3 separate regions of the Homo sapiens genome follow, and all the other regions are linked to region 2. The links are chromatin loops, found by intact Hi-C in ENCODE. Cell type or tissue: ascending aorta. All regions are shown on one strand. Region 1 overlaps LOC124903827 (translation initiation factor IF-2). Region 2 has its middle 95 kb from the start of ACTRT2. Region 3 has its middle 39 kb from the start of ACTRT2.

Region 1 (2,500 bases), 140 kb after region 2:
CCAGGGACCCAAAGTGTGGGGGTGAGGGCGCCCCACAGCACGGCACCCGTGAGGGGACTGGAGTTCTTGAGTTACCTGTGCCTGGCTGCTCTCTCCAGCCCCCGGGGCATGGGCGCCGGTGTACTGGCGGCGGCGGGGGAGCAGGCAGCTCTTTCCCAGGAGGACGCCCGAGTGATTCCATCACCTTCGGGTCACTCTACAGAACTGGTCATTTTTTCCCTGCCTGGGGCGATCCTGGTCTCTGCTCTATTCTTGCCGGCTCTTTGAGCCGTGTCTCGACTGCCACCACCACTGCGATTATTGGTTTAGTAGAAAGCAAAGCTCGCAGGGATAGACCCTTGGGTGTCCCTATGGACACCCCACTCCCCTCGGGTCCTTCCCCGTAAGTCCTGCCCCAGGAGGTGGGAGGCCCAGAGGTGAGAAGGTCTGCTCAGACCATGGCCCCCTGCTTCCCACACCCCACCTCCTCCGTCTACACCTAGAATGGTAGTTTGTGCCGGATCCCGAAGCCTCAGCTCCCCAGGCCATGCTGCGGGGCCCCGCCCAGATGTGTGGGAACGCGGCTGCCGCCGGTGCCAAAAGACCTACGTCCTCGGAAGTGGGTACGGGGATGGCGTATTCCCTCCCGCGAGGTTCGTTGTACCTAGGGGAGCCTGGGTCTCCAGTCCTCCCCCGACCCGCTTCCCCGGCAGGCCCTGTCCCCCACCCCCAGCAGCCAGAGCGCCCGGGCAGCCCCTGCCTTCTCCCCAGATCCCCTCCACACTCTGCAGGATTTGGGGTGCTGGGTGGTGTCATCTCAGGTTCGAGTCTGCGCGAAACCTCCGGGCTTCTGGAGACCCAAAGGGACCTGAGAGGAAAGCCCAGGGCGGGCCAGACTCTGCGGTGGGGGTGGGAGGAGGGAGACCCCAGGGGCGGCGGAGTCGGCCCTCGCCCCTCCTCCACCCAGCGGGCGAGGAGAGTTCCGGGAAGGCCGGGGGAGGGGGAGCGAGGGGAGGAGACAGGGACGGGCCGGGCCGCCTCCAGAGCCGCCGTGGGGCGCGCCCTGTCCCGCACGCCTCTGACCCCCGCTCAGCAAACGAGGCCCACGGGGTGGGCGGCCTTGGGCCTCCTCCTGGCAGCTTCCACCCAGCCATTCTCTCCAGCCAGCCCTGCAATAAACTCCCGGAGAAGCACAGGCGCGCCTGGTCCCATTTCACAGACGAGGAAACTGAGGCGTGGAAAAGAAACCCACCGCAGCTCCGTCTCCACGGTTTCACCTGCGGGGTATTAATCTCTCAGGATGAAAGGCAAAATTTGGTTTTGAAGCTAAGAGGGCCGGCAGTGGGGGGCAGGGCGCGCTGCGGAGAGACGGCAGGAGCGGGCTTTGCAAGCCGAGTCTGGATTCCGGCGCGAGCCGATTCCGGGAACTGGCTTGGTGACCCGGCCGCCGGCCCGTGTCCCGGGCTCTGGGCGTTTGGGGACACGGAAGGCGGGCTCCCACCTGGCGACTCCCGGAATGTGGCCGCCGGGCCCGGAAGGCTACGAGGCTCGCCATTTTCGTTGCTGCCAGGGCCCCGCCCGCGCGCGGCCGAATTGGGATCTGAAGGCAGCGGCAGCGTCTACGCAAGCAGCGTTCTGGAGCGTCGCTCTGCCACCTTCCCGCGCGCAGTTCCGCGCGAGCCGCAGGACGCGGGCGCTGTGGGTAACGAAGTTGCTCCCGGTGTGCGCAGACCGGCGGCCCCGGGGTTGCGGGCGGCAGGAGGGACCGCCACTCCACGGCTGCGGGCGCGCGTGAACACACGGCTGAAGGTCATAGGCAGCGCATCCAGGCAACAGCATTCGTTGGCGGATTTTTAAAGGTTCTTAGATCAAGAGGGAAAGCGTGTGAAACCGATTCCGTTTATTGCCCCCAGCGGCGGGGGAGCTCCCCGTTGCAGACACCCAGCGGCTCGGCCACTGCAGCGTCCTGGCCCAGTATGGGCCGCACACGAGTAGGAGTCGTTGGGGGCTTCCTGCACCTTCTCAGTGAGCCCGGTTGGGCCTGGATTCGGCTCCCTCCTGGGCCCAACGGGAGGAGATCAAGGGAGTTCAGGTTCACAGTCTCAATCTCTTAAAACAAAACAAAACAAAAAACTCCGGATTGGGCCCTCGAAGTGCCCATGGGGCATCCAGATACTCCCGACATCTGCGCAGGAGAGCTGGGCACCCTGGTGGGGACGCCAGGACACAAAGCCGGGCAGAGGGTCTCCACTGGGGTGGCCACGGCATCGTGCAAGCCGGTCCCCGGAAGCTGCCCATCTGCAAGGGACAAGGACCCTCTTGCAATCAAAATAAGTCAGTTTCCACACATCTGGGGTTTGTTCGAAATCAGCGACATGGCTCACATTCCTAGGAAGTCCACTCCTCCCAGCTACCCACTCTGGGACCAGGAATCGGGTATCGGCTTTGGGAGGCCCCCACCTTTGAGCAGTGCAGGGAATGGAACCTTGCCACCACTGGGCCACAACTGGGACCTGTGTCC
Region 2 (2,500 bases):
ACGAGGGTGCTGGGGACTCTTGGCTGCCGTGCTTGGGCCTGGGCCCTCCCTGAGGCTGGGGCTGTCCTGTGTCCAGGGCTGGACATGCAGAGGCCATAGGCCTGGGGTGCCTGGCTGTTCTGTGGGAACCCTCATGATCTCTTCTCTGGAATGCAGCCCCCCGACCTATGTCAGCCCCCAGCACCAGCCTGGGTCTGGGTCTGTCCTCTGTCCCCCGAGAGTGGACCTCACCCGGCAGGCTCTCTCCACCCAGATGGAGCCGCTGGCCTGGGGGTCTGGCTTTAGAAGCAGCCTTGTGGCATGAATGCCAGAACCCGCCCAGCCACGGTTCCTGGGCCGCAGGTGACAGTCCCGGGGCTTGGCCCTGGGGGGTCCCCTCTGTATGCGGGGTTTGTGTGCACCCTGGAATCCCACAGGGGAGGAGAGGGGCACAGTGCAGGCTGCTCGATGCTGAGTCTGGGGGTCGCCAGCCCTGGCTCTGTTCTTTATGCCACGGGATGGGGTCCCCTCTGCAATGCCTGCGGTGGGGAGCAGCTTAGCGCATCCCCAGATTCTTCCATCCAGCCAAATGTCTGTATTTCTAAGGTAAGAAGGATTACATAGGCCCTTCTATTATGATTTTTAAAATATGGAATTCTCCAATGTGCTTTCGTGGGGAGTTTCATGGTGAAACATGCTATCAACAGGGTTCTGGGAATACATCTAGATTTTAAATGCTTGGACAGTGTGAGATCTCACACAGGCACATCTCATCTTTTTTTTTTATTGGCAGGGGGTTCAAGGAGCTAAATTTCCTTCCAATGAAAACACTACCGGCCCCTGCCACCACCCTGCCCTGCCGTGGGTGAGGCTGGCTTCATGGAACCTCATTTCCTGGCAGAATCCCAAGTGTGGGGTGAGGAATTCCACAGGACTCTCAGCCTGCTGGAGTTCCCAGGCGAGGCGTGCTGACTCGGGGCCAGGCCTGAGCCACTGCTCCCAGGGGACTCCGGAGGTGGCCAAGGAAGCCGGGCTCGAAGGCCCTTGAAGCTTCCCTGTTGGGTGTGGGAAAGGGGAGCTGCCGATGCCCCCAGGGCCTGCTTCAGGTTTTTAGGGTCTTGGAGAGGAGGGAATTGATTCTGAGAATTTCAACAGCTGCGGGAGGGCATAAAGTCTGGTCCTCAGATGGTGGGCAGGGCTTCTGTTTGGGGTATTTTCTCTGCCTGGAAGAGTTAGGTGAAGGGGCTGGCTGGTCCCCGGCATGAGGTGGCCTTGGAGAAGCCCTCCCTTTCAGGGGCAGTGGGATATCCTGGGGTATGATAGGTGGTGCTTGGCAGGGACCTGGATACCAAGAATACAGGGCTGAGGCCACAGCTGAGCTCGGCTGGGCTGTGCTGTGCTGGGCTGAGCTGGGCTGGGCTGAGCTGGGATGTGCCAAGCTGGGCTGAGCTGTTCTGGGCTGTGATGGGCTGAGCTGGGCTGAGCTAGGCTGGGCTGTGCTGGGCTGTACTGCACTGAACTAGGCTGTGCTGGGCTGTGCTGGGCTGGGCTGGGCTGGGGTGAGCTGAGCTGTGCTGTTCTGGGCTGAGCTGGGCTGTGCTAAGCTGGGCTGTGCTGGGCTGGGCTGGGCCGGGCTGTGCTGGGCTGGGCTGTGCTGGGCTGGGCTGTGCTGGGCTGGGCCGAGCTGGGCTGAGCTGGGCTGGACTGGGCTGTGCTGGGCCGTGTTGAGCCATGCTGAGCCGGGCTGAGCCAGGCTGTGCTGTGCTGAACTGAGCTGAGCTGGGCTGAGCTGAGCTGGGCTGTGCTGGGCTGAGCTGGGCTGTGCTGTGCTGAGCTGGGCTGAGCTGGGCTGTTCTGGGCTGAACTGGGCTGAGCTGGGCTGGACTGGGCTGACCTGGGCTGACCTGGGCTGAGCTGGGCTGAGCTGGGCTGGACTGGGCTGTTCTGGGCTCTGCTGGGCTGAGCTGGGCTGGACTGGGCTGAGCTGGGCTGAGCTGGGCTATGCTGGTCTGTGCTGGGCTGTGCTGGTCTGTGCTGGGCTGAGCTGGTCTGTGCTGGGCTGAGCTGGGCTGAGCTGGGCTGAGCTGGGCTGTGCTGGTCTGTGCTGGGCTGAGCTGCATCTCTTTTTCCTGCCCCTGCAGGTAGGAGACTTGGTTCTACTGTCTTGGGGTGGCAGGTGTTCATGATCCTGTCCCTTCCCAGGGAGAGTCAAGCTTTGCTGGGCATTGTACTGCTTTAGCCTCTCACATAGAGAATCCAAGTCAGAATGCGAAATCCACCAGGTGAAATTTCATCAACTGACTTCAACTGAAAGGCAGAAAAGTGGCCCAGGGTCCCGCCTGAGAAAGCCTTGGTTCCATTTCAGTTCCTCTTCGTGGAGTGTGAAGCCAGGGCTTACGTCCGGGGCGGTCCAGCACGCCCAGGAGCCGGCGAGCTCTCAATCCTTCCCCTGGGAGGAGCGAGCGTGTGTCACTGCCCCTTTTACGGAAGGGTCTCGTTCAGAGTGTGGAAACGAGGAGAG
Region 3 (2,500 bases), 56 kb after region 2:
TAGTGTGAGCTGCTGCTCATGAATTCTTCCTGCTTTTGTGTATTCATTCAAACAAGTCTTCATTTCTCTTTGGCACTTGGAGTAGGTTTTCCCTGGGTGTGGAATTGTGAACTCACAGGTTTTAGTGTGTGGGGTTTGTTCCCTTTTGGGACTTTAAAGCGGCCAATCCACCATCTCCTTGCTCGCGCCTTTTCTAGCCAGAAGCCATCACCATTCCTCTGCGGCAACACCTCTTCCTTCTCCGGCTGCTGTGAAGATGTCCCGGGCCTTGCCTTCGGGCAGCTTTATCATGAACATATTCTCTTTACTCAGGTTAAACCATTGACCCCCACGGCCTCTCTTTCAGGTTAAAAAAATAAACTGAGGCCTGGGAAGTGAGCTGCCTTTTCCAGGGTCACTGGGCATCGGAATCTGAGCCACATCTGCCTGACTCCAGAGCCTGCACCACAGCTGCTCTGTCGCCCGGGTGGACTGTGGCAGGCCAGCCAGTGTGCGGGGGTCCTGGGTGGGGACACAGGCTCTAAGGACCCAGGCCCACCCCTGGGGTGCTCAGACGTGCGGCTCTGTGAGCACAGAGGAGGCTATGTCCCGAGGGCTGCAGGGAGGGAGCTGCCGGGGCCTCCAGATCCGTCACACTGTGGGGCAACAAGTCCCTTGGGGCTGTTTCTACAGCCCTGTCTACAGATGGAGGCCTGGGGGACCCTCAGCCCCCATGTGGCAAGTGCTGTGAAGACGCGTTTCAGTTTTCACAGTGACGTTTCTTCCCTCCAGTGTCCTTTCCTCTCACCATCGGGGTGGAACCCTGGCCTGATCAGGTTGATTTAGACCAAAGTCTCTGCTGTGGCCTCGCTGGGGCAAGTGGCCTGAGGGACAGGCCACAGCTGTCAGGGTGAGCAGAGTGCCTGGGCCACCCCCGGCATTGCCGAGGGGTCAGGCGTGACCAGGTCCGTCCTCTTGCCCAAGGGCAGAGGCTGCATGCTCACCTGCACGTGTACCTCTGGGGCCAACGCAGGTGTCGTGAGACCTGGCAGGTGCGGAGCGGGAAGCAGACCCTGACGAGAGGGACACCAGTGCCTGGGTGCCATGGGAGGCACCTGGGACTCCAGCTTCCTCGTCAGGAGCTTCGGGAGGGTCAACCAGCCTGGGGCACACGCAGGGTCCTGCCCCAGAGGGGCGGCCTGGGATGCCGGGGAGTGGGCCCTGCAGAAGAGAGTGCCAGGCCACGCGGGCCTGCTGGGCCAGTTTCTTCCCAGACTTTCTGGTTGTGAGCCCCGAATGGGGCCCTGGGGACTAGGGGAAGGCATTCTATGCCCCGGTGAGGGGCAGCCCCAAGGTGGGGAGGCTCATCCCCGCCGGAGGCTGGAGTCCCGGCCGTCACGTGGCCTCTTCTCGCTGACATGTCACTGCCTCTGCCAGGGCCAGGGCCAGGGCCGGGGCTGGGGAAAGTTCACCCTTTTGCCAACCACAACTGGCAGCTCTGGTGAGAGTGCGGAGCAGGCTTTTTTGGAGCTGAATTTACTTGATATTTCCCCGCTCCGCTGGGCCGGTTCCAGGGCTGCAGTCCACGAGGCTGCAAGTGAAGAGGCGTCTTTGTTTCTTTAATTTTGCCCGTTGGAAAACTCCGGTATTAATATTTATGAGAAATGACCTAATATCCACGCCGCCTGCCGCGTGTTTGCTTAACATATTTAATGTGATTTGGGGGCTGCGTGTACTTTTTTAACTGCCTCGGTGAGGGGGGCCTGACCTATCTCCTCCCCATCCCCCTGCATGGTAAAATGGCAACGTCCTCTTTGAGGTCTCGAAAGTTCATTTATTCAGTAGCTTTGGAAAGGCCTTGCGGCCCCCACCTGGCCCGGGCCCTGGAGGGACAGCCTCACTCCGCACAGTCGCCCAGGGCAGGAGGCTGGGGGTCTGTAGACCTGTGCCATCCAGAGCCGGAGTCGGCACTCGGGGAGGACTGGAAGTGGCTTTCTTCAGGAAAGGGAGGAAAAACATTTGAATGGTTTCTGAAAATAGCTCCTTGGGTAGTTATAAGACAGCAATTTAAATAAGTGCTTTCTGCCTGTTTCTCTTGAACATAAAGGTAATTGTTTTTGCCCCAAAATAGATGGCCAGTTTCACTGTAACTTGATTTTTCTCCACCATCCCTTTGTGCACTGTATTAGCTAATGCGGGCCACAGGTGAGCCCCACGAGGCAGCCGGGACCTGGCACCTGGCCTGGGCCATTCGACCTGACCCCAGCCAGGCTATTGGCTGCATAGAAAGAGCCGGGCCTTTGCAGCCGGAGAAATGCCAGCTCGAAATCCAGCTCTGCTGATTAGAAGCTGTGTGACTTTGGACTCGTTATTTCACCTCTCTGAGCCCCAGTTTCCTCAGGGGCAACGTGAGAACAGAAGCATTCACACTTTCTGGCTCACAGAGTCGTGTAAGGCTCAGGAAATGCAGCCGGTCTGTCCTTGAACTTTCTGCAAGACAGCGGGTCCAGCCTCCCGTGCA

The links. A loop is a pair of places that touch in the nucleus more often than their neighbours do. Peaks named below come from ENCODE experiments on the same cell type or tissue, not always from the same donor. Only the 100,000 strongest peaks of a DNase experiment are listed, where the experiment ranks them.
Region 1: a loop joins it to region 2, with 2.8 times the contacts of the local background. A loop is called at or near these places in 4 of 110 quality-filtered maps.
Region 3: a loop joins it to region 2, with 2.2 times the contacts of the local background. A loop is called at or near these places in 4 of 110 quality-filtered maps.

What each region holds. Positions count from the first base shown.
Region 1 is chr1:3,062,215-3,064,714 of GRCh38, forward strand. All of the region lies in intron 3 of LOC124903827 (translation initiation factor IF-2), which reads right to left. PRDM16-DT (PRDM16 divergent transcript) reads right to left here. Exons shown (of 6, transcript NR_015440.1): 2 at 1,998-2,088; 3 at 1-1,841. Among named protein-coding and RNA genes, the nearest start is that of PRDM16-DT, 4.3 kb to the right of the region's middle. In ascending aorta, no CTCF peak of the experiment used is centred here; DNase peaks (open chromatin) are centred at 500 and 1,564; H3K4me3 peaks cover 1,485 bases; H3K27ac peaks cover 2,500 bases.
Region 2 is chr1:2,925,165-2,927,664 of GRCh38, forward strand. No RefSeq gene overlaps it. Among named protein-coding and RNA genes, the nearest start is that of ACTRT2, 95 kb to the right of the region's middle. In ascending aorta, no CTCF peak of the experiment used is centred here; DNase peaks (open chromatin) are centred at 957, 1,397 and 2,447; H3K4me3 peaks cover 492 bases; H3K27ac peaks cover 2,039 bases.
Region 3 is chr1:2,981,661-2,984,160 of GRCh38, forward strand. No RefSeq gene overlaps it. Among named protein-coding and RNA genes, the nearest start is that of ACTRT2, 39 kb to the right of the region's middle. In ascending aorta, no CTCF peak of the experiment used is centred here; a DNase peak (open chromatin) is centred at 1,481; H3K4me3 peaks cover 1,154 bases; H3K27ac peaks cover 2,355 bases.